Regions from separate parts of the Mus musculus genome. Here regions 1 and 2 are each linked to region 3. A link is a loop called in an ENCODE intact Hi-C map of the cell type or tissue named here. Cell type or tissue: left cerebral cortex. All regions are shown on one strand. Links, peaks and the distances in the headings refer to the core of each region. The heading gives the core; the rest is flanking DNA. Region 1 overlaps Pde9a (phosphodiesterase 9A). Region 2 overlaps Wdr4 (WD repeat domain 4). Region 3 has its middle 7.2 kb from the start of Pde9a.

Region 1 (4,000 bases), core at 1-4,000, 70 kb before region 3:
ACATTAAAGCACTGGCTCAGAATAGAAAAGTGGCTCCAGGTGCCTGAGCCAGGCCAGAGCTTCGCATCTGTTTGCTCATTTGGAAGGCAGAGCCTGAGCATCTCACCCTGTCTCTTTCTTACAAGGGACACCTCCAGTGCTGTCTGCAGAGAATGCTGTCTCTGGTGCCTGTGGAGGCACCAGAGGGCTCTGCTTTATGTCTCTAAACTGTACTTGTGGGGTACAGAGGCACACCCGTCACTGAGACAAGCCAAAAACCCACTCCAGGCAGACTGCCAGCGCTGCTGATGGGGGCTGGCACAGAGGCCACCTGCCCCTGCCTGGTGCTGGGAACCATGCCTTCTGGGGTGATCACAGGCTAAGTGAGGTCTTGGGTCAGAGGCTGTTGCGCTGGTTCCCAGCCTCACTGAGTGTCTGTCCTCCAGGTGACTCTGGTTCTTCTTAGAGGTCATGCATATGGGACTGTCCTGGCCCCTGAAGATCTACGTTCTGTCTTCTGCCTTCCCTGAGAGCATATGGAAGATTTATGATTCTAGGCTGGGATCTATGATTCTGGCTACCTTCACAGGAACAGTGGGAGTGAGCTGATCACTCAGTGTCCTATGGCTGCAAGATTCTTTGCCCTGCCCTTCACCCAAATCTAATGGAACAGGAGCTCCTTGGGCTGGAGGCATGGCTCAGTGGTTAAGAGCACTGATTGCTCTTCCCGAGGTCCTGAGTTCAAATCCCAGCAACCACATGGTGGCTCACAACCATCTGTAATGAAATCTGATGCCTTCTTCTGGTGTGTCTGAACACAGCTACAGTGTACTTATAATAAATAAATAAATAAACAAATAAATCTTTAATAATAATAATAATAATAATAATAATAATAATAATAATAATAAAGAGCTCCTTAACTCTACACCAGCTAGCCACTCCACATGATCCTGAGTGTGACACGGTCCCCATAGAATACCCTGATTTACCTCTCTTCCCTATACTGTGCCCTCTTGGTGACAACCAGGCTGGCCACCATGGTGGGAATCCATGGGGACCACCAGACTTCCCAGTACCCCCTCCCTGCAGGCAAGAGCCACGCCACACTCTCACAGGCAGCCTGAGAGTGTTGTCTCTAGAATGCTTGAGGTTGGGGTCCTCAGACAACTGACATCATTGGTTCAGGACTGGTTCTTAACTCAGGATGCTGCCCTGTAGCTGTAGTTGTGGCTTTGGAGGATGGTCCTACTGACAAGCCATGCTGGAGGCATGCTTTGCTTGGATTATTATTGGTCACTGGTTTCTGAGGATATCACCCTTGAAGGGTCATGTGACCCAGTCCATAGAAATGGGAGTATCCTCTGTGCTCCTCTAACAGAGGGGGCTACCCTTAGGAACTAGGAGACCTTGGGATAAAAACTGGGTACTTGTTCACTATAAACCAAACACCTTTGTCTTTTTATTGGTATCAGTTAGGCACATGCCCTTAACCCCCAACAGAGGCAGGTGGATCTCTGTTAGTTTGAGGCCAGCATGGTCTACATAGTGGGATCCAGGACAGCCAGGGCTAAACAAAGACACAAACAAATAACCCCCCCAATCAAAATAACAAAAAAATGGATACCAAATTCTTTCAAGTATGGAATTTACTGTTACTCGGGGCTCTGGAGAAGAGAAGAGCTGCTTCCCTTGCATGTATGGACATTTTCCAGCCACAAAACCAACCAACCCCTTTATAAGAAAATGTAGGGGTCTGGAAAGACGGCTCAGCAGTTGTGAGCATTTATTGCTCTTGCAGGGGGCTGGGGTTCTATTCCCAGCACTCATGTGGCAGCTCACAACTGCTTGTAACTCTAGTTCCAGAAGTTCTGATGCCTTCTTTTGGCCAGCATGGGCACGAGACATACAAGTGGGACACAGACATGCCTACAGGGAAACACCCATAGACATAAAAATACATCTTCCTGAGTTCAGCTTCTACCAACCACAAGGTGGCTCACAACCATCTGAAATAGGATGTGGTGCATGAAGACAGAGTATATATATAATAGTATATATGTATGTAATATATAATAAATCTTTAAAAATGAAAAGGAAAGAAAATGGGAGAGTAGTTGATGTCTGATACAACAGGCTGTGTTATCCAGGTTGGAAGCAGATCAAGGCACATTAGCCATAGCCCATCCCACGGTTTCCACAGAGCCCTGTCCAGGACCGGCTTCCACAGGCTCTGGATACAGGACTTACCTGCTGTTCCTAGCTGCCAACTCCTCCCGCATCTTTTTAATGTCACTCTTGCATTTTTCGATCTCCACCACTTTAAGTCCTTCCACTGGTGACAAAGAGACACAGACGGGGGGGGGTGTGTTACTGGAGGTAATCGTGGGGGGGGGGCGTCTAGCCAGACTGGCAGCTGAGGGTCCCAGAAGGATGCTGGACATGTGGCAAAGGTATCTCTACCTTCCCACACTACTGATATTGGGGTTCCCTCACCTTCCCACCAGCCAGGAGAGAAACAGGCAAAGTCAAGGAGATGAGGGACCAGACTCAGTCCTATCCCCTATCCCTGGGGTCCCAGCTAACGAATGAGAGTGGCTGCCCACAAGCCAGTAGCCAATCTGCTCCCTCGGAGCTGGGAACAGTTGGAATGCTGCCGGAAGCTGGGTTCTTGAGGAAGAAAAAAATTATGTCTGTAACTTTATGACTGCACCTCAGTTTCCTGCCAAAGGACACTACCCATGGTGTGAGCTATTCCCCTTCCTGCCAATAATTGCTAAAAACACAGCGTGACCCTTTCTAAAGGAAAACAGCCATTTGGGGACTTAGCGGGTTCCTGACAATGCCTCTAACCCAAGAAGAGGAACTGCAGATTGGGTGCATGTGCAAAGGCAACCTGGTGTGACTCAGCCTCCTTCTGGGTTCTCCAGAACTGTCCAAGGCAGTGGCCAACCTGGGATAGGGTTTCATAGGGACACCGTCTCTTCTGCACAAAGGGAAACGGTCAGCCCTGGTCCGGGTGACTTGTTTCTGGGCCAGAGAAGCTTCTGCCTGTCCCATACAAGGCTGGTATGTGCAGACCAAAATGAAGGTCTTTGGCATCAGTGTCTGGGGACAGGGTGGTGGCAGCCTGGGAACAAGTCTAGGTAGCAGCTGTGGGGAACACAGAGGCTAGGCAGGTTTGGTCACCCACTTGGTCACCCTTTCTTTTAAGTGGGGTTCTTCATGCTTTCTTGTATCACTGGCACCCAAAGAAGCTGTTGAAGGCCACTGGACATTCTTCCGAGGGCATCACTCAAGCACCCTTCGTTCCGTAGCGATGAGTTCAATATGGCTGCCACGGTCTTGTGTAAACCTGGTTGTGTTTCTTTGCAGGTTGAAGGCTTGCCTCTGGGACATGGTCGGAACATGAGGCAGATAGACAAGCAGAGCAAGCTGCAGCTCAATCAATCAATCATCAATGTTTAAAAGGCAGAGCATGGAGGAAGGCCAACAGATCCTAGGAGACGTGTGGCAGACTCCACTTGGCATGTATGTGAGAGACCACAGCCTGGCTCTAACGCACAATCTTCCTGTCTTGGTTTGTAAGTGGCTGGGATTAGAGGTGTGACCTGGTGTTCTGTTGTTCATCGCAGGCCCCCTTCAGTCCTCCTACTATCAGATCCTGTAGAAGGAAGCCATGTGCTCCATACTGTGATGTCTTCACAGACCATTGGACTCATGGCCTGACCCAAGTTTCATCCATTAGGGTCCTATGGTGGTTTGAATATGCTTGGCTCAGGGAATGGAACTATTTGGAGGTGTGTCACTTTGGGCGTGAGCTTTAAGACCCTCCTCCTAACCATGGGGGTAGGGTGAGGATGGGGGTGGGCAATGAAACCCTTGTCCTAGCTGCCTGGAAGCCACTCTTCTCCTGGCAGTCTTCAGATGAAGATGTAGAATTCTCAGCTCCTCTTATACCATGCCTGCCTGGATGCTGCCTTGCTCCCACCTGGATGATAATGGACTGAACCTCTGAACC
Region 2 (10,788 bases), core at 3,940-7,939, 110 kb before region 3:
TCTACAGGACTGCCGTGATGCCCCCCTGGTGCTCTGGAGGCCTGTGGGTGGTGAGTGGCAGGTGAGAGCACCCAGCAGCTCCGTGGTCTGAGCCTGGTGTCTTGGTGGGGTGTGGCAGGGTGGGGCTGGGGTTTCCCCACAGCCTTGTTCACATCCATCTAGGTCCTAAGGCTATAGCCTGAGGCAGCTTGTCTGCCCTGGCTTGGGTCCCCATGCCTGTGTATAGGAGGTTCCCACACTGCGGAAGGCAGCACTAGGACTGACATGGGTGTACTCTTCCTGTGTGCAGGCCTGTGTCAGGGCCTTGCTGGATACTGATGTGCAGGGAGCACTGCGGGAAATCTCTGCCAATCCCATAAGGCTTTGGGCGAGGTAGGACAGCATTGGGAATTCTTGGCCAGCTTCGGCTGCCTGTGCCCAAGGCTGGCCCCGCCAGGCCTCTGCTTGCTCTCTCTGAGTCCCTGCTCACTTGTCACCTGCAGGCTGCTCCAGACGGTGCTGTGTCCCCGAGACTCTGCAGCCATCTCCGTGAGAGCTGGGCCATGCTGGAAGGTGAGAGCTCTGTGAACAGGGTCTGTAATGCAGACAAGGAGTGCTACTGCTGTGCAGTGAGGAGCGGTGAGCTGGCTGGTGTGGGGCTGAGGCAGTGACTCAGTTGCTGCTTGGGGTGGCCAGCGTTGTATTCACTGGCCAGAGGTTGCCCATCCAGGCAGGACCACCCAGACCCAGTCTCTATGAAACAAACTATTACTCAGAAAAGATGTTGCAAAGCCAATTCTTAGAAGTTAGGGTTCCTAGACTTTTGGGGGTGCTCCAGCTGTGGTCTAAATGCCCTCTGAAGCCTGCAGGCTCGCCCGCTCGCTCTAGCGGGGCGATTTCTCAGTTGAGATCTCCTCTTGGAGTATGACTAGCTTGTGCTGAGCTGAAATAAAAGTGGTAGGCGGGGCAGGTGGGGAAGGTGTGTCCTCCCTGGCTGCTCACCCTGGACCCCTGGCTGCAGAGCACGTCAAAGACAACCTCTACAGAATCTCTTACCACGTGGGATGAAGCTCAGGCTGTCAGGCTTGGCACAAGTGCCTTTCCCTCCTGAGCCATCCTGCTGGCCTCCCTCTTGCTGGACTTCCTCACGCTCTGCCTGGCCGGCTCTGGGTCCTTCTGGACCTTGCTCAGTTTGGTTCTGTTGATGGTTACCTGGTGCAGACTCAGGCCAAAGCCTGTCTTCATGTCTAAGATGCTCCACACACAGATGGAGCACCACACTAGCCTGTGCATCCTGAGCCTTGGCTGCTGGCGGTCAGGGAACCACACCCACCTAAGGGTAGGGTGACCTGAGGGTCCTCTCTAGCATGCAGCGCTGATTGTCCTTGGGATGTAGCTCACTAGGGTGAGACTGGCTGAGGGGCTGTGCCAGTAGCACCTGAGCTTAACACTCAAGGACATCTACTGCAGTGTGGCATGCTCTTACCCAGAGCCACAGCCTGCCAAGGCCTTGCTCTGGGTCTGGAGTCCTGGAGTGCCTGTGGCCTCTGTAGATGACCGCCTGCCATCCACTGGTGTTGACTGACTCTGGCTATCTCAGGTTCCCCTTGGGCAGGGTTCATTCCTGCGCAGGAGATGGTTGGAGGATTCAGGCCTCACTAATACGCTCCCTCAGTTCAGGACCTGCAGCTGGCTTTGTCAGTGAATGAATGAGAAAGTGCAGACAAGATGTCAGCCAATCCCTGGTCCCTACTTCCCACCTCTACCCCTTCCCTTCAGCATTCTGTTGGAACAAGTCCCCAGGTCCAGCCCAAGTGTGGATCTCAAGGGTTGGGTCACATAAGGTTTAGGGTCTTTGAGATATCAGGGAGGTAGAATTCCCAAGGCCAGCTGGACAGTGGTGGCGCACACCTTTAATCCCAGCGCTTGAGAGGCAGAGGCAGGCAGATTTCTGAGTTCGAGGACAGCCTGGTCTACAAAGTGAGTTCCAGGACAGCCAGGGCTACACAGAGAAACCCTGTCTCGAAAAAACAAAAAAAAACAAAAAAACAAAAAAATTCCCAAGGCCATCCAGTGAGAGGAGGTAGTGCTGGGCCATGTTCCAAGTCACTCACCTGGCATCTCTTCTTGTCCTTGTCATAGGTTCTGTTGGTACAGATGACAGCTTCCGCAGCCTGTACAAGGCCACCTTTGACAACATGACCTCTTACCTGAAGAAAAAGGAAGAGAGACTGCAGCAGCAGCTGAAGAAGAAGCGGCAAAGGAGCCCCTTCCCAGGGTCCCCGGAACAGACCAAAAAGGCGTGCCCGGGCCAGTCAGCCCTTAGTTGCTGACCTTGGACATGGCCACAGCTCTCATTCCTGAGGCCCTGTGGGCAGCTCTCTCCCTCCTCCTCCCTGGTTCATCCCTAGGGAGGGAGATCACGGCAGCTCAGTCCCTACCACTAGCTCAACAGTCCCTGATCTCCAGAGTCTGCCTTTGTCACTGAGAACAGGCTCCTGCCGGGTTGCAGGGAAGGCAGGTGGTGTTAGCTTAGCTAAGAGTCTAGAGCTGTGTGGAAGCACCTTCACATTGAAGGATACACTGGCCCACAGCACCACGCATGTCTGTCGGGGCCCACAGTGTCGTCCCTGGGGAGCTCTAGGGAGACCTGCAGGACAGGACCTGCCTTCACATCATTGCCGGGGGCTCTCCAGGTGGAGCTCTGTATGGCTCTGTAGCTGCTTGCTGTTTTGAGGCAGATTCAGTTGGTGCTGTTCGCACTCCTGGGCTGGGCTGAGCAGACTGAGCAAGCTTTGGGGCTCTGAGGGTGTGACCTTGCCAGGCCAGCCTTGTTTTACAGGGAATGATGGTGACCTCGTGGTTCTGTTGCTCTGAACTCTGCATACACTGCAGAACAGAAGGAAATGAACAGAAATCACAGCATCAATAAAGACAAACTTTGCATAGCTTTCTGGAATGTTCAGCAGCAGCCTCCATAGCTGATCTTAAGACATTCAATGTGTGTATGCTCTTCAAATGACATGGCTCTTGGTGGTTAGAGAGGGGTGTTGTCCAGCTCTGTCTATTCTCGTGCTATTTCCCAGACGAGCTGCAGCAGAGACCGTCTTGGGTTGGGGAGATGAGACCCGAGTTTAGGTACCACCCAAACATACAGAACAAAGGAAGGCCATAGCCTAGCATAACTGTAACCCTAATACTGGAGCTGCAGACTGAGGCAGCCTAGCCTAAACAGTGACATTTTGGGCTCTGTGAGATCCTGTCTCAAGATGAACAGTCGAGGAAGATGCCCAGTGTCATCGTCTGGCCTCCACACGCAGTAGAAATAGTCTTGTGGCCACAAGCAGCTATCAGTCGAATGGGTGGTGTTCACGGAGCAGGGTGCTCACCTCTGTCTAGGAGCTAATGTCACGTGTTCTGGATGCTGGGATGTGTGGTCGGTCCCTGGAGACATGGATGTGCCAACTGGGCTGTGGGCTGGGTCCTAACTAGTCGGAGATAAATGAGAGAAGTCTGAGGGCCCAGGAATACAGCTTTGCTGAGCCAGTGCTGCATTCGCTCAGTCCTCTGGTCATGCGTAGCCTGCGAGCCAGGTAGAGCCCATGCTTGCAAAGCACCAGTCCTCACAGGGCCGTCATGGCCGGATGGTCAGTGCAAGGAGCTGAGAGACTCGAGGGGTATCTGAAGTCCCTGGTGTCTGCCTTGTAGGCTCTGAGACAGCCACACAGACAGTGATGGGGAGTCCTTGTGTCAAAGGAGAGATGGTGGCCTTCATGGTGGGGTTATTCCTAAGGTCCTGGTGAGTCACAGAGCCAAACAGCATAGTGAGCAGCAGGCAGGCCCACCCCAACAATCCCAGTCCTGTCTCCACTTTTCTCAAGCCCCAGTGTTCATGATTGTCCTATGCCACAGTGACATCTGTGCATGTCCCAGGGTCCACTTACTTGTGTGAGTGTAGCCAGTGGAAGCACTAAGGGTGGGGTAGAGGAGGGTGTTGGGCCTCCATGTCCTACCATCTGGCTCTGGCTTTCCTGGCCCTGGGGCCTGCAGTGGCTCCTGGTCCCTTAGGCATAGCTTCGGAGCCTGTTAATTGGTCCCACTTTCAGGGGCCTTAATGCCTGTAGGTTGGGTACATAGCATTATGCTTACAGGACCCTGCTAGCTAGTAGGCTAGTCCACATGCCTACACTTCATGTGGTTCCAGAAATTTCTTCCATATTAGGGTGTGTGGAGTCCCATTTTTATTGGGACTACACTTTTATTTAAGGGGATTTGTGTCTTACCTGGTTTTAGGCCAGTCTGACCTGGGCAGTTCATGCTATGATTTCAGCTTGTGTCAGGATGCCTCCACCTCCAGCAGCAGCTCCCCACTTCCACTGGGATGCCCAGTTGCCAGGGTCGTTCCCAAAAGGCTGCCCACCAGTCTCTGATAAGACACCAAGGCAATTTATATGAGAGAGATTGACTGGCCTTGCAGTTCCAGAGGGTTGGGGGCCATGCTGGTGGAAGGGAGGCTGGAGCCCCAGTTGAGAGCTCCCATCTTCCACAAGCAGGAGGCAGGCCGGACACACTGGCAATGACACATCAACAAGGCCCTAAGTCCTAATCCTTCTAAACATCTCCAACACTGGGGACCGTTCCCATCCAGATCAGTGCACACAGCTCTCTCCTTTGTCAGTTTAGTTAGTTTGGCCCCTGTACTCCCCTAAACCCCCTGCCTCATTAAACTTGTATCTTCATTCCTCATTACCACGTTGTCTCTGTGTCTTGCTTTGAGAGAGATTCCTTGCGCTCTGCCCCACCTCTCACTGATTCAATCCATCTGGTGGTGGTCAAAGTTTTGTCTCAGTATGATGGGAGGTCGTGTGGCACACAGCTGAAGTGCATACAAAATGACATGCTACAGTGTCACCACTTGTATTCACATGTGAAGGTGCCCTCGGGAACAGGGCATTTGTTGCTGGGACTCCACACTCCCCTGTACTCGCCTACCAACACTGGTGGGCAGACTGGCCTCTGCCTACGCTCCTGAGCTCGGGTGCTTTTGCTGATCTCTGAGATGTACACATTGCATGTGGCTTAAGTGGTCCAGCTATGAAGATACTAGTTTGCTCTACCCACAGGCACTGGATGGTTTAAAAGTGTTGGCCCGCTGTTGTGAGCATTTGAGTTCCACAGGGAAGCATTTCTGTAGGGTACAGAGGTATCCCTCAATGTCTGTAGGAGATTCTAGCACTTCCAGGATAGCAAGACCCCATCTTCTGCAGATATGCAAGTCCCTTGAATAAGTGGATATTGTAGTAGACTTTCCACGTGCCCTCTCCAACCCCCTGGACTCCATTTGGTGCAGTGTGAGAATTCTCCCTCCAATCCTAGATCTTGAAGATTTTCTCAAAATTTTCCAAAACGCTCCTGGTTTTGTTTCACCTTTTTTGTTTGTTTTTCCTTTTTTTCTTTCTTTCTTTCTCCCCCCCCCCCCCCCCCCGAGACAGGGTTTCTCTGTATAGCCCTGGCTGTCCTGGAACTCACTTTGTAGACCAGGCTGGCCTCGAACTTAGAAATCTGCCTGCCTCTTGTTTGTTTTTCAAGACAGGATTTCTCTGTATAACAAACCAGGCTAGCCTCAAACCCCCAAAGATCTGCCTCCCAAGGCTAGAATTAAAACCATCTGCATCACCACACCTGGCTTTTATTCCAGTTTTAAGTTCACAGTCTACTCTGATCAGATGTGTAGCTCTGAGCTCCTGTCTTGACAGCCCATTTAATTGCTTCTGTTCGTGTACTGGCTAGTTTTGTGTCAACTTGACACAGCTGGAGTTATCACAGAGAAAGGAGCTTCAGTTGAGGAAATGCCTCCATGAGATCCAACTGTAAGGCATTTTCTCAATTAGTGTTCAAGGGGGAGAGGCCCCTTGTGGGTGGAACCATCTCTGAGCTGGTTGTCTTGGTTCTATAAGAGCAAGCCAGGGGAAGCAAACCAGTAAAGAACATCCCTCCATGGCCTCTGCATCAGCTCCTGCTTCCTGACCTGCTTGAGTTCCAGTCCTGACTTCCTTGGTGATGAACAGCAGTATGGGAGTGTAAGCCGAATAAACCATTTCCTCCCCAACTTGCTTCTTGGTCATGGTGTTTGTGCAGGAATAGAAGCCCTGACTAAGACAGTTCGTTTCTTGGATACAGTTCCAGATTGTGAGTTTACAGTCTTTTTCCTTCCCCTAGGCTTTACTGCCTTGCTTCTGGCCTGCTATGTACTGTCAGCTCTCAGAGTCTCATCCCTCAGCTCCTTAGCACCCTCCCTGCTTTGCTTTGTTATCCTGGAGATGGACCCCACCCCACAAAGGTTTTCTTCTTTGCTTGCAGCCACGGAGCTCAGATCTGCCACTAGAGGGAGCAAGAGTCACACCAAGGATGACGGGGCTCTGGCTTCTAAGTGCTGCCTTTTCTGGGCTTCTGTCTGCTTGCCTGCAGTGACTGCCAGAGCTCTTAGTTGAAGGGATTCCAATGTGGGTCTTGGTTGTCAGCTCTTTGACAGTCCCACCATCCCATGTGACATGGCCACTTCCAGCACACAGGATGCTCAGGGTCCTCAGCATCTAGGCTCAGGACTTCTTTGTGCCTGTCACCTACCCTGTGATGGTGGGTATACACTGAGAATAGGGTGTCCTGCTGCTTTGTTTGTTTTTCGAGACAGGGTTTCTCTGTGTAACTCTGGCTGTCCTGGAACTCATTTTGTAGACCAGGCTGGCCTCGAACTCAGAGATCCGCCTATCTCGGCCTCTCAAGCTGGATTAAAGGTGTGTACTACCACTGCCTGGCTTGAAGCTTTTCCTTGATCATTTGTTTTCTGTGGTTTAATCTCTGTGTGTATGGTGTGTGTGTGTGTGTGTGTGTGTGTGTGTGTGTGTGTCTATTTGGGGTTTCCTGATTATTGTTGAAGGTAACATTTTTGTCAAGCATGGGACATCCCCAGCTCCTATCTATTTCTGTAGCTCTGACTCTGGCTGAGTTTGCCAGTGTGGCTGGCTTGCTTTGGTGACTTCCAAGCCTCTGCTCCTGGCTTACCTTCAGGTTTCCTTTTCTGCTGTGCCTCAGGTTGGGTAGATTTCAGTTGACTGGCCTGCCCTTGTGGCATCTAAAACACCGCTGCTCAAGGTGAAGGCTTTCTGTCTTTCAGTTTTGACCTAAGCCTTCCATTTCTCCAGCAATCGTAATGTAAAGCTTTAAATTCATCGTGTGCACTGGGATGTGCGAGGACTTCCGCTTGTTCCATCATCTGTGTCATCTCTACATCTTTTCCTGGGGATTGGTTGTGAGGGAGAGGGAGAAAGGGGAGAGACAGGGAGGGAGTATGTGTGTATTTGTGGGTGTACATACCTTAAAAGTTTCTGATTGTTTCTGTGTATGTGTGTGAGTGTGTTCCATTGTGTGATGGAGCTTTCTAGAGACATGCTTCTCCAAAATGGAGAGGTTTTGTGTAGCAATTTCCTGAAGATAAAACATTCTGTCTTAGAGGAAGCTTGCTTACAACACCAGATGTTCTCTCTCTCTCTCTCTCCATGTGTATGTGTGTTTCTGTGTATCTATATATGTGTATGTGTGTGTTTCTGTGTGTCTATTTGTGTGTGTATGTATGTGTTTTTGTGTGTTATATGTGAGTGTTTCTGTGTGTTTATATATATATATATGTGTGTGTGTGTGTGTGTGTGTGTGTGTGTGTATGGGTACTTCTGTGTGTCTCTATTTAGGTGTGTGTGTGTTTGCAGGGATACTCCTTAAGGAAGTAAGCAATGTTTCAGGAAGTCCCTGAAACTGACCAGATATACTAGGCCTCTACCTTTCCCAGCATATAACTTATAAGGACTAACTGTGCAGTGGTGGCGCACACCTTTAATCCCAGCACTTAAGAGGCAGAAGCAGCTTGATCTCTAAGTATGAGGGTAGCCTGGTCTACAGAATGAGCCAGAGCTGCACAGAAAAACCCTGTCTTGAGCCCTGCCCCTCAAAGATTTATAACCTATAAGGGCTGCTGACAGACATGGTCAGACAACCTGAGCTTACCAGAAGAGGCTCAGGCCAGAGAAATCTCTTGGAAGAAACAGGCATCAGTAAAGATGCCTGCATAGGCTCAGATCTCCTAAACTGACCACAGGAGACAGTCTCCACCCTGACAAGCTGCTTGCAGGCTGTGCAGCACACTGCAGATTTCAAGACTCACCCATGCTGGATGTGGGCTTCGGTGATGCAGCTGTCTTTGAGTCATTTCTGCTCCTGCAGTAACCCCAATCAAACTCACCGGCTCACCATGATGGCTTTGGTGGTGTCCTTCCTTACTTTGGGTTGCTGTTGGTACCCCTTCTGGGGTGCAGAGCCATCCGTTCACATTTCCCAGGAACAGTCTCACAACAGGGGTCAGTAACAATCTTGGGTGTTGGTCTTCTGTGTTGTTTGACTCAGGGTGTCTTGGTTCAAGGTTGCTTTCTGTGCTTGAGCTGGCTCTTGAGTTTCCAGAGTGTCTGTCACCAATCTTCCCAGTAGAGGCAGGCTGGGGTTACACACGTGTGCACTGCTGTACGTGGCTCACACCTGGCTTCTGGGGACTCAAACTTAGATAGCTAGGCTGGCCCAGCTGGCACTTCATCCACAGAGCCTCCCAGCCTCTAAGTACGTTCTTTTAATACAGATACTTTCAGTCACACTGTCAGATTTGCCCATGGTTCCTCAGGATGACGTTATGAGAGCTAGCTCTCTCCATTCACTCTTGCTTTAACGTGGCTAGCTGGCAAGCATGGAACAGGAAGGAGGGCCGGGCGGAGAGATGGTCTCCCGTGAAAGCCACGGGACACGAGCTTGTTTTCTTACCTGCGAAATGAAAGCTGAGTAGCTCTCGGCGACTAGCTGTTAGCTTGTCCATTTTTGAAACAGACAATTACAAAACTAAGACTTTGACATGTCCCCAGAAGCTGTAGCTACCGAAGGAACACATCTCTGGATGCCATCAGGCTTGGGCACATATCAGAAGTCTGAGGCTGCATCTGCCCCAGACCAAAAGGCTGGCATCTTGATGCAGAGGGCCAACAGCCCTGATATACATGAATAATGAATAGAACTCGGAGGGCTGGAGAGTTGGCTCGGTGGTTAAGAGCACTTGTAGTCCTTTGAAAGGACCTGGGTTCAGTTCCCAGCACCCATGTGGTGGCTTATAACCATCTGTAAGTCCAGTTCCAGCTGATGTAGCATCCTTCTCAGACCTCAGCAAGTACCAAGCATTCACACTGTACATAGACAGACATGCCGTACACAGGCATACACGCAAAGCAAAACATCCATACATGTAAAATTTAAAGAAGATAGGGCTGGCGAGATGACTCAGCAGTTAAGAGCATTGACTGCTCTTCCAAAGGTCCTGAGTTCAAATCCCAGCAACCACATGGTGGCTCACAACCACCCATAATGAGATCGGACACCCTCTTCTGGTGTGTCTGAAGACAGCTACAGTGTACTAATGAATAATAATAAATGAATCTTTAAAAAAAAGAAAATTTAAAGAAGATGACAATGAAGATGGAGGAGGGGGAAAGGAGGAAGAGGAGGGGGAGGAAGGAGAGGAGGGAGAGGAAGAGAGGGATTTGGAGGAGGAGGGGGAGAGCGAGGGGAGGAGGGAGAGGAGTATCTGCTTTCACTCTGTCTACTTCCCCAATTTCATCTTAGGTGTGCCACCCCCCACCCCACCCCCACCCCCCGTGGCTAGCTGAGGGTCAAATCCACATCTGCTCTCTTCCCATCTGGTCATATCTTCTGGCTAGGGTCACCCTACTTCAGTTTCCCCTTTCCCATATTGAAACCTGCCTGTGTTCCCGTACTCCCTGGCCCCCCGCCCAAGTTGCCGGCTGTGTACATAACATAATGCTATCTGATATGCAAAGGACCTGGACCATAAATGCCAGCCACCGTGTGACTGAATGCTCTCAGAACCATATTAAACAGCCAGAGCTCGGGAGAAATTAATAAGCTTTTTAATTAAAGTAACATGGCCAAAGTGCTTTCATTTCAATAGACAATTGATATAAAATTAATGAGATATTTTACACTATCTCATCGTACTTGAGTGTTAAACCTGGTGGCTTTCTGCTCTTTCTGGGGACCTTGCGAGACACAATAGCTCTGGCCATCTTCATAAAGGAATTGTGCTATAGACCCATGATGGCAGAGGTATGTAGTCACACCGAATGCAGTACTTCACACTGTCACCAAAATACACCAGGGAAGACAGGATCTGCAGTCAGTGGAATGGCCCTGAGGCAAGGTCAGGGCTAGATGGCTGGGCTCTTGAAGGATCTGGAAGCTGACCAAAATCATTGACTTTGCCTCCGAGTGTTGGTCACCCCCAACCTCTTTCTCCCTTAAGTTGCTGTAGGTCAGGGTTGCTTTTAGCAGAAAAACAGAGATGAAGCATCCAAACTGGTAGGGGCAAAAAGAGAGTGGAAGGTGCCGGAGGCTGGGGAATCGGTGCTTGGGAGGATGGGAGGATGGAAAGTTCTAGACAGGGGTGGTGACGGCTGCGTGGCAGTATGAACGAACTCTTAGCAAACTACACCTCAGGTAGTCAAAATGATAAATGTTGTGTTATGTGTACAAAGGATTCCATGCATAGACACACTTTTCCTTGCATGATTGAACTCTAACCGCAGGTAGCCATTTCTAGAGGACTCTGAAAACGCTGACCAAGAGTCTCCAACAACACAAGACAGTCCTGGTCCTCAGTGGCAGTGACATCTGGTTTAGAAGCCCTAGGGACATACCTTTAGTGGA
Region 3 (10,788 bases), core at 4,069-8,068:
TCCCCAGAAAACCAAGCTGGTGTTTGTTGTTAGATGAGCCAATGCTATTGGAACTGATGGACAGCCTGTTGTTAGGGCCACCCTGTGCTCTTGTACAGCCTGCTGGGGAGAGCTCTCCACGTGGCCTTTGGGTTTCTTCTCCAAACCTTGCTGTCATCTGGCCTAGTCTTCTGGAACTGGTTCCTTCAAGACCAGATATTTGTCCCCCCAACCCCCACCCCACCCCCGTACAGCTGACCTGAAGCTTGGAGGGTGTGGCTCTGCATGTCTCATACTGTGGGTGTTGGGCACCAGGCAGGTTGGCCCTTCCAAAGGCTAGCTAGCTCTGTCGTCAGAATAACAATCACACCTAATCTTATTTTGCATTATGCAGCTTTCCTCTCAGGAGACCTCTGAACAGACACTTAGTCACCGAGGCAGCAACTGTTACCCAAAGGGGAACGAACACTTGCCCTGTTCCCATTTCCCCCCTGGAACTATGGCTTCTCCTTCACCAATGACTTCTGTATTCAGAACTGTTGCAGGTATTGGGGGGGGGCCTCAGGGGGTATGGAGGTGAGCAAAATTACCAATATCCCTGGGTGAGAAGCATCTTAGAGGTAAGACTCGATGAATAAAACAGAAACACAGGTTATTGAGTAATATCTCATGCCAAAGAGAAAAGTCTTTAGAGAAAGGGAAAAAATGTGGGGACACAGAAGCTGGACTTAACAGGTCACTTGGTCAGCTGGTTACCGGAGTGAAGAGCCTTCCAGCAAACAGTGGCCTCACTCCAAGATCTTGCTCAGGAGGCCAGCAGGATTAGGACCGAGTCACAGGGGGTGGGGGCAGGCTACAGGGCAGACAGGTTCCAATGGCAGCTCCTGTGGCTCCCACAGGTGACTCTAGGTTGCTGTGTATCTATCCGATACAACGTCGTGGGAAGGGCAAAGGAGGGATGTGTCTGGCTAATGGTTTACCAGCTCTCCCAAGTATAGTGAAGGCTCTCCAGCAGAGGCACAAAGTGGGAGGCCAGCCAGGAGGTGGTGATATCGTCCCACAGCATGATGAGCATTTGGTAAGAGAGTAGGGTTCTACAGAGAAATAGGGCCAATAGAAGATTATGTACATTATATTTTTGATTAGTTAGGGTTTCTGTTGCTGTGACGAGACACCATGACTACAGCAACTCTTTTGTTGTTGTTTATTTGTTTTTTGTTTTTTGTTTTTTTTTTTTTTGTTTTTTTTTTTTTTTTTTTTTTTTTGGTTTTTCGAGACAGGGTTTCTCTGTATAGCCCTGGCTGTCCTGGAACTCACTTTGTAGACCAGGCTGGGGCGAACTCAGAAATCCACCTGCCTCTGCCTCCCTAGTGCTGGGATTAAAGGTGTGCGCCACCACGCCCGGCTAACTACAGCAACTCTTACAAAGGACAACATTTAATTGAGGCTGGCTTACAGTTTCAGAGGGTTAGTCTATTATCATGATGGTGGGAAGTATGGCAATGTGTGGGCAGACATGGTACTGGAGAACAAGCTGAAAGTTCTACATCTTGATCCTTGGGCATCAGAAGGGAACCAAGTCACACTGGTCAGACTTAAGCATGTATAACCTCAAAGCCTGCCCCCACAGTAACACACTTCTTCCAACAATGCCGTGCTTCCTAAAAGTGCTTTTTTTTTTTTTTTTTGGTTTGGTTTTTCGAGACGGGTTTCTCTGTATAGCTCTGGCTGTCCTGGAACTCACTTTGTAAATCATGTGTGCCTGATAACCTATCATTAATTGGAAGTAAAAAATGTGTGCCTGATAACCTATCATTAATTGGAAGTATTTTAAATCAAACATGCCTGTCATTTCCCTAACGCACACATTGCGGCATTGACACTTTCCCCTTAGGATCTTGGAGCATTGCAGTTATAATTTCTGCCTAACTTTGATGGGGGATGGCAGAGACTGAAGCAGATTCATCCTACCTGTCCTTAACACGGGGAAAGAGCTGAAGGATGGTTTCTCTCGAATGCATGGGACTCTGGCACTGTACTAAAGGAAAATGTAAAGCTGAACTACCATCTAAGTTCAGGACTGTCGCTTCCTACAATGGGTGTTGGCTCCTGGGCTGGAGACCCAGGAGAGCCAGTGCTGGTGCCTGTCTCTAGTCTAAGTCTGAAGCTTGAGGGCCCAGAGAGCTGCTAACGAACATCCCAAGTACAAGGGCAGGCGGACACCAATGCCTGGCTTAAGCAGGCAGGAAGAACAGAATTCTCTGTCCCTGTTCTCTGTTCTTTTACGTCACTTGATGTGTCAGATGAATCCCACCAGCATAAAGGTGGACAGCCATCCGATTCTACCTCACCCCAGCCCCTGTAAGATGACAATAAGGCATCATGCCCCATCAGACTGACTATTGAACTGACCCTTCTGGGATAGGAAATGATTGATGTCTATGTCCAATGTCTCCATGCCAACCGCCTTCATGGGCAGCCATTATTTCTCCTTTCTGCCAGCCTTCTCTCAGGCCTAGGCATCCCCAGGATTGGGTAAGGGCTGGACTCTCTATGCCTTCTACAGCAGCCCCGGAGGCAGCTAGCTAGTGTCCTGACTTGAATGCAGCCTCAAATGAGTGTCTCAGCATCAAAACCAAACCAGGAAAAAAAGAAAAATCTGCCCCTGCCACATGGCCTGGGGATCCTAAGTTGGGTGAAGGACCCAGGACCTGCCCCTTATCTCTTGGGTTGGCCTTGGAGGTCACTGTTCCTGGGAGGAAATGTCATGACCAAAAGCAGTCATGGGGAGGAAAGGGCTTATTTTGTTTACACTTCCTTATCGAAGTCCATCATCAAAGGAAGTCAGGAACTTAAACAGGGCAGGGATCCGGGAGGCAGGAGCCTATGAACGGACCAATCCTGCTTACCGGCTTGCTCTTCATGGCTTGCTCAGCCTGCTTTCTTACAGCATCCACAACCACAAACCCAGGGGTGGTGTACCGCACCACGGGCTTGGCCCTCTCCCGTCAACCACTAATTAAGAAAATGTCTCACAAGCCTGCCTACAGCTCCATCTTACAGGAGTCTTCTTCCCCGTGGAAGTTCCCTCCTTTTTAGCTTGCGTCAAGTTAAAGTAAAACCATCAGGGGTATTGACTGACCTCAGTCAGAAAGGGGTGTCGAATAGAGGAGCCTTCTCAGGGGTGTGGAATCCTGCTTGTCTCTCCTTTGCAAGGAAGATTATAGGGAAGGGGTAGCTGGGAGCCAGGGTAGTGTTGGCCTCCTCCCCCATTGCCCCCAGAAGTTGTAGTTGAGTCTGGTACCTTCTGATGTCTTTTTGGTGGAGCTCAATCTGTCATTGTCAAAATGATCCATTAGGGTTTTTGTTTTTTGTTTTTTGTTTTTTTTTTCATATTAAGGCTTCAAATAGTAGCTGAAGGGGGAGGAGCCAAAACAGGGGCGCTGGGAAGAGTTATCCAGCCTCTGGTTTCCTTGCCCTCACTAGCTCACTGTGTTTCAGCAAGAGGCAAAGCCACAGTGAGGCAGGACAGCAGGCTCCGCAGTGACTGCACCCTTCCTTGAAGTTGGGATCTGGGAAGGAAGGCTTTAGTATTTGAGGAAAGCCTACAGTGTTTCTCAGCTGAATTTACCCAGGGCCAGTGGCCTGCTTGTCCCTGGTCGGTCTGAACATTGTGCCAGCAGGCTACAGTGATGTCCTTCTGTCTGTCCATCCTGAAGTCTAGCCAGTGTGTCTCATGACTACTGAAAAGAGTCTAGCTGCTTTCTAGTCTACATCTTTGAACAAAGGGGCTACAGAAGGGGCCACATCAATTTCTCAAAGCAAAGTGTGTATTCAGCTTGTGTTTGTTAGGGATGTGCCCCGGTGGAGGTCCCTAGGGGAGGATGGGAGCCTATGAACACACACAGGACACACTGGCTGAGGTTAGGACGTACACGTGTGTGATGCCTCTGTCTTTCAGAGGACTCTGCTGGGTTGGCACAGAAATGTGGATTTGAACACCAGGTCTAAATGGCACAAAGCACCAGATGCTGGTGAGATGGCTCAGTCAGTAACGTGCTCGCCTTGCAAGCAAGAGGACATGAGTTCAATCCTGTCTTTTTTTTTTTTTTTAAGCCTTCTGTGTTGGTGAGGAACTGTAGTCCTGGAACTAGGGAGGCAGAGTTTAAAAAAGGGTGGACTGTGCCCAAAGAATGACACTCAAGATCGTTACCCTTCCTATGTACCTGTCCACGCATCCACACACACACAGAAGCCTGTGCTCTTTGGCCTGATCTGCCCTAAACAGTAATGTTCCGTGGAAAGGCCGGTGTAAACCTTGGGCTTGATTTACTCACTCGGTGACTATTCTTTATGGCCTCTGTCACTACAAATCATGTCCAGCCATAAACATTTCAGAAAAGACAAAGTCCCTCCCAGGCCAGAAGGTAGATGGCCCTGTCTGGGTCACTCATACCAACACACAGAAGTATACAAAGCAGATACCTTGGGCTCTCTTCTATGCTACTAGCCCCCTCGTGCTGGGGACTTGGATTCCTTCGATAAGATGATATGCTTGTGTGATTGTGCGTGCTCTATGCTACTTGTGTTGGCTTGCTTTCTTCTTCCTCCCCTTCTCCCTTCCCCTTCTTCCTTCCCCCTTCTCTATCCTAGTCTTGGTGTTGCCCTAGATGACCTCAGACTCTCAGGTGACCCCTGTCAGATGAGATTACAAGGCCACACCATCATGCCTGGATCATGTTGCTATTCCTAAAAAAAATAATCGGTCTTGAAAATGAGATTTGGGTGGCACATGCTTTTAATCCCAGCATTAGAGAGGCAGAAGCAAAGGCAAGGGACTCCCTGAGTTCAAGACCAGCCTGGTTTACACAGGGAGATCCAGGGTAGCCTAGGCTACACAGAGAAACACACACACACACACACACACACACACACACACACACACACACACACACACACAGAGAGAGAGAGAGAGATAAGTGAATGTATACTTTTTACACTTCATGTGTATTCAAGAGCGTGTGTGTGTGTGTGTGTGTGTGTGTGTGTGTGTGTGTGTGTGTGTATTCATGTATATGAACAGTACAAGTGAGTATGGTGGCCATTACGTCTTCCTTAGCTTCTTTCCACCTTCAAGCCACAGGGCTCCTCCTGTCTCTCCTTGGTAGAATTACAGGTACTCCATGCCTGGCTTTTACATGGGTAAAAGCCTGCTTCTACCTCTCTAATGCTGGTTTTAAACTTAGGTCTCCATGCTTGTTAGCAGGCACTTTACCAAATGGACTTTCTTTCACAGTTCTGCTTTGTATACTTCTGTGTGTTGGATGCAGAAGACACACTTACTGTTTTATATTATATTATTATTATTGCCAAATAACCCCATAAGATGAATAAATTTGTCATCATCCTATGAGCATAAAATATCAAGTGCCATTTGACACACTTTCAGCAAATTTTCAGCACTCCGTGTCCCTTTCCCATCCTGCTGGGAGAAAGACCGAGACTTTCAGTTCTCTGTTCACACGTGCAGAGACTCCAGCCTCGTGCTTCTGGGCCACTCATTATTTTCCAAGGGAGTTAATACACTCTGCTGTTGATCCCGCTTTAAGGTCCTGTGTGTTGTTGATTTTTTACTCACTCCTTCTATAGAGAGGAGATGGCAGCCCTCGGAACAGTAGATAGTTTGCGAATACTTCTTTGCCAGTGTTTTCATCTTTACGATCTATTCATATCGTGACAGTGCATATTTAAGCCACCAAAGCCTGTACTGCTCTTCCCGAAGCTGCACTGGATGTCTCATCGGCTTTAAGAGGCAGTGCCCTTTAAAGTAGGAAATTGAAAAGGCAAAGAGAGAAGTGACCCACATTTTCAGTGGACTTGGCTAATGGACCTGGCAGCCCTGCTGAAGCGATGTCAAGGGGGACAATTATGCTGAGTGCTTGGGACAGGCAGGGATGCCCGTGGGATACAACACCAGGCCAGCTACTGGGACCCAGCCCAGCTGGGTGTGAGACCCTTGTCTAGGGAAGTCCGTTAGGTCTTTTAAGACCCAGCGGAGGTGACTGGCTTGCGGTGGAAATAGAAAACGTTTGCGTCTAGAGAGAGAAGAATTTCCCAGGCAGGGGGGGTGTTGGCGAGGGGGGAAGACCATTTCAGAATTGTTTTCAGCAACGAGGTATTTGTCACAAAACCAAGCAAAAAACAGTCACAAAGCACCCTGAAGTGGCTGATGGGAAAGAGCAGATCTAAACTGATGCAGAGACGTCTAGTGCCCCCTGGGGGTTGAGATGAACATTCCATGCTCTCATGGCTTTGTGGAGCCGGGATGCTTGTGGGTCACCTCAGCCTGACACTTGCTTTGCGTGTTGTGTGAGGACCACCAGGTCAGGGACTCCTTCTTCTGGTCCTTCACTTCCCTTGCTCATGGTCCTCCATGCAGTGCATCCCCAGGGGTTGATCTTTTGTTGTGGTCTGCCCTGCAGTCCTATGCCTTCCTAGGGCAACTTATAGACATAGTTTTATTTTAGAATGTCCTTTTCTCTTGCTACCTCATTCACTATCACCCTTACAGATAACATGATATGGACTAAACAGGATGCATTTAGGAGTGTGTGTGTGTGTGTGTGTGTAAAACAACAACTAAAGAAAAAAAGGCCATAAATTTGAGAGAGAGCAAGGGGGTGCCAGGGAGGCATTGGTGAAAGAAAAGGTTGGAAATGATGTAATTATAATTTCAAATAATTTTAAAAATACATTAAAATAAAAGCATCAGCCGGGCAGTGGTGGTGCACGCCTTTAATCCCAGCACTTGGGAGTCAGAGGCAGGTGGATTTCTGAGTTCAAGGCCAGCCTGGTCTACAGAGTGAGTTCCGGGACAGCCAGGGTTACACAGAGAAACCCTGTCTCAAAAAACCAAAAACAAACAAACAAACAAACAAATAAATAAAAGCATCCCCTACCCAGCCAGGACTTCCCAGATCTCTGACGTGGGATGTCTAAAGCATCCTTTCTAGGTGTTCAGGTTCCTGTCACTCCTGTGAGGCTTTGAATAACGCTGTCCCTCCTGGTCCTCAAATGTGATTTGTCCGTGGAAATGACACGTGGTTCATAGTGTTCAGAGTGACGGAGAAGAGGAGAGATGATGCAGATCTCTCTACCCAGAGCCTGGGACCAAGCCATTGGCTGCAGGAGGGTGTGACTGAGAGCTAGCCTGGAGACACCACAGGGCCTTTAGCAGCAGGTAATCCTGACTTCCTCTGGAGTAGCCTATGATAGGCTGGTGAGGCATCATGGCTGTTATCAATTAACATCCTGCCAGGGTCTCCTGTTGGTCCTGGGAAGTGTGCCCTTGGGTGTTCCACTCTCAACCTCCTCAGCATCCCGCTTCTGAAGATGATTCTGTACACAGCTTATATCCAAGTATGGGCCAAGGCCAACCCAGGATCCAGATGAAACCCCTGGCTGGTCCTGATGCTGAGTCAGCCATCATGTTGCGACCAGCAGGCAAAAGATCTGGTTTCCCAAAGTAGGTTGGAATCCTCATTCTCGCCAGTGCCTCTCTAACTTAACTACACATCTTCAAGAGGAAGGCGTGCCTCCTTCGTCTGCCAGAATGTGTCGAAATACCATCATTACTAGCTTTAGAGGCTACAGTTTGTGTGTATTTTAGCGTGAGGATGACCTCTAGCCATGTATCTTGGACATGAGTGACTCACTTCTAATCCTGCCCTTGGGTTCTGAAGGCATTCTGATAGGATCCCTGACCCATGCCAGTCACTAAGGAGTGAGAGCCACATGAAGCAGGGGTTGATAGGGCCCACACAGCAAGTTCCCTGAGCAGACAGAATCTCCGTGGATTATTGGGTATCTTCCATCACAAAGCTGTGACCAGAGTCATGGATCCTGGATGCAACCTGAGGATCCTCTGCTGCCTTCCTCCCCACTGCCCCACCTACCTTCGCTACCCCACTGGCCCCCTCCCCAGTTGCTTCCCTCTTCCACTGCCTCCCTGCCCCATGCTCCCCCCTCCTCTCCCCCCTCCCCTGCTGCCTTTTCACCCAGATACCTGCAGACCTCACATTTGAGGCTCTACCTTTCTCTGGTCCCAGTGAAGGGAACTCTTGAATTTTGCTACAAAGTAATAGGTCTAATTTGAAGGAAGTGGATGGCCTTCCCCCATCTAGACCATAGCACATGTTTGATGTATGCAGAGAGGGCCAGTCTCTCTCTCTCTGTCTCTCTCTCTTTGTCTCCTCTCTCTCTCTCTCTCTCTCTCTCTCTCTCTCTCTCTCTCTCTCTCTCTCTCTCTTCCCTACCAGCAGCACCCCTTTCTGTGATTCCAGAGACCCCTGGTAAGCCACAGTTCAAAAATATTAAGTGGAGTTTTCCAGAAATATACAACTCACAAACTCATGAAGTTTAGAATAACTTTTTATTGTGATATATTGCCATAATTATTCGGTTTTCTTCTTACTTGTTGGTGTGATTTTCTTCCTGGTCCTTTATTGTAGGTGAGTATGTACCAAAAAACAACAAAAACAAAACACCAACAACATGGTAAATTGAAAATTTGGTACTATTTTGTGGCCCCTGGCACGTGAGTCTTGAACAATATCCTTCAGAGCTAAGAGCACTCACTAAGCCAGGTTTATATATACAATGTTAACGTTCACTAACCCATGTATATATGTACAATGTTAACGTTCACTAACCCATGTTTATATATACAATGTTAACACTCACTAACCTATGTTTATATATACAATGTTAACACTCACTAACCAGAATTTATATATAAAATGTTAGCGTTCACTAATACATGCTTCTATGTGAGGGGCACTGTCCTAACAGCTGCATGCAAGGGACTCTGCCACTAAATAGAGCAGGCAGAGGAGAACTATTGAGTTTGTTTGTGATGGCCAATGAAACCCAGGAAGGTTTCATTGGAGAAAACGAATTTTCCTGTTGCCAGTGCTATTAATTGTAGACAGCTTCTTGGTTAGGGGTGGGAGCCTATGTCCACTCCCCATCTCAGAGCTGAGACTCCATGTGGCTTGAACCTGTGTAGGTCTTAGGTGTGCTGTCAGAGTCTCTGTGAGTTCACATGTGTTGTGTTTTATAAAAAAGATAGAAAAAGCCAGAGATATGTTTGGGGGGAGAGATATGTTTCTCAGTAAGGTATGGGGGGAGGGGGTAACTCTTCGGGCCCATGCTGAGGCATTCCTTCCCCTCTGAGGTACCAGCCACTCGATGATATAGTATAGACTAGAGTTTATTCAGGATATGGAGAGGGGAGTTGAGGGAGTAGACACACACACACACACACACACACACACGAGGCTTGTTATGAGCACGTGGAGAGGGATGGGGGAGGGGAATGGGGAGAGAAGGGCTAATGAGTAGGAGCCAGAGAAGGAAAGGGAGTTCAAGAGAGGGAGGAAGGGGCAAGCAGCCCCATTTATAGTAAGTCACTCACACCTGGCTGTTGCCAGGTAACTGTGGGGCAGAGCCTAGACTACATGCCAACAATATGCACATCAGTTATGTTGTATCTGGAAGACAATGTTTCCTTGGAGTCATCCATTCCCTCTGGCTCTTACAACCTTTCCACCTCCTCTTCTGCCTAGATCCCATTTAGGACTAAGTGCTCCAAAGTGTCTCAGTCTCTGCACAGGGGTTGAATGAAGACATTCCATTTAGGACTAAGTGTTACAAACTGTCTCGCTCTCTGCACATTGCCTCTATGTTAACACTCATACTGCAAGAAGACACTTCTCTGATGTAGGTTGAATGAGTACAGCAGTATGTCATTAGGAGTCCTTTTATTGCTATGTCCCTTTAGCAGAATAATAATACTATTAGGTTTTCTTCTACTGCCTGTGACCCAATTCAGTCTCAGGTTGGTGGCCATTAGATCAAGATTTCATCTCATGGATTGGGTCTTAAGTCCAATTTCGTTTTAAAGTGGTTGGTGACTCCCGTAACATTTGTGCCACTATTTTACCAGAACACCTTGCAGGCAAGTCACAAACTATCTCGTTGTTTCTGGGTGTGTACTTGGGTGATATCGATGATAACCTTTCTCCTCCAGTAGCATATAGAATGTGTACCTTCTGGTACTGTGACCACTAGTCAGGAGGGACAAAGCTTCTAGTTCAGCTTGACTTCTCCGTGCTTGATGACAAATGTAAATATCTTCAGTGATAGGGACCATCAGGTTGTTGAGAGCAGCCAATAGCCTTGAATAAATAGTCTATGATGTTTCAAGAAGCGTATGAGCATTCCTTGAGACCCTTGGATGTAACCCATTCCTAGCACTAGAGGTGGTACTTGGTGGTATAAAGATGTCTTGTTGGAGCCGGGCGTGGTGGCACACGCCTTTAATCCCAGCACTTGGGAGGCAGAGGCAGGCAAATTTCTGAGTTTGAGGCCAGCCTGGTCTACAGAGTGAGTTCCAGGACAGCCAGGGCTACACAGAGAAACCCTGTCTCGAAGAGCAGTCAGTGCTCTTAACCACTGAGCCATCTCTCCAGACCCTCCATATAATTGTTAGTGGCCTTTGGTGTTAGTTTTCCCTATTCCCTCTTCTTTGGGAGATCCTCTCTTCCTCATTGGGCCTTTCCTGAGCAGGAAGCCTCTCTGGTTATTTTGATTGTAGCACACATATTCAAAGTATAAAGACCAGCATCTCTATATAAGAGAAAACATACAATATTTGTCTTTTGGGATGACTTTTTTTTCTAGATCCATCCATTTACTAACAATTTTCACAATTTCATTTTTTTAATTGGATGCATAATATCCTGTTCT

What was found. Hi-C counts contacts between places; a loop is a spot of excess contacts. Peaks named below come from ENCODE experiments on the same cell type or tissue, not always from the same donor. Only the 100,000 strongest peaks of a DNase experiment are listed, where the experiment ranks them.
Region 1: a loop joins it to region 3, with 9 times the contacts of the local background. A loop is called at or near these places in 14 of 42 quality-filtered maps.
Region 2: a loop joins it to region 3, with 8 times the contacts of the local background. A loop is called at or near these places in 31 of 42 quality-filtered maps.

What each region holds. Positions count from the first base shown.
Region 1 is chr17:31,446,681-31,450,680 of GRCm38, reverse strand. It overlaps Pde9a (phosphodiesterase 9A), which reads right to left. Exons shown (of 19, transcript NM_008804.4): 7 at 2,230-2,314. Among named protein-coding and RNA genes, the nearest start is that of Gm9902, 14 kb to the right of the region's middle. In left cerebral cortex, for the core only: a CTCF peak has its summit at 1,966 (motif pointing right); a DNase peak (open chromatin) is centred at 1,949.
Region 2 is chr17:31,488,262-31,499,049 of GRCm38, reverse strand. It overlaps Wdr4 (WD repeat domain 4), which reads left to right. Exons shown (of 11, transcript NM_021322.2): 9 at 1-61; 10 at 483-552; 11 at 2,122-4,728. The coding sequence ends at 2,312. Among named protein-coding and RNA genes, the nearest start is that of Wdr4, 19 kb to the left of the region's middle. In left cerebral cortex, for the core only: a CTCF peak has its summit at 6,355 (motif pointing right); a DNase peak (open chromatin) is centred at 6,374.
Region 3 is chr17:31,373,625-31,384,412 of GRCm38, reverse strand. No RefSeq gene overlaps it. Among named protein-coding and RNA genes, the nearest start is that of Pde9a, 7.2 kb to the left of the region's middle. In left cerebral cortex, for the core only: CTCF peaks have their summits at 5,178 and 6,249 (motif pointing left); DNase peaks (open chromatin) are centred at 5,863 and 6,240; H3K4me3 peaks cover 495 bases; H3K27ac peaks cover 548 bases.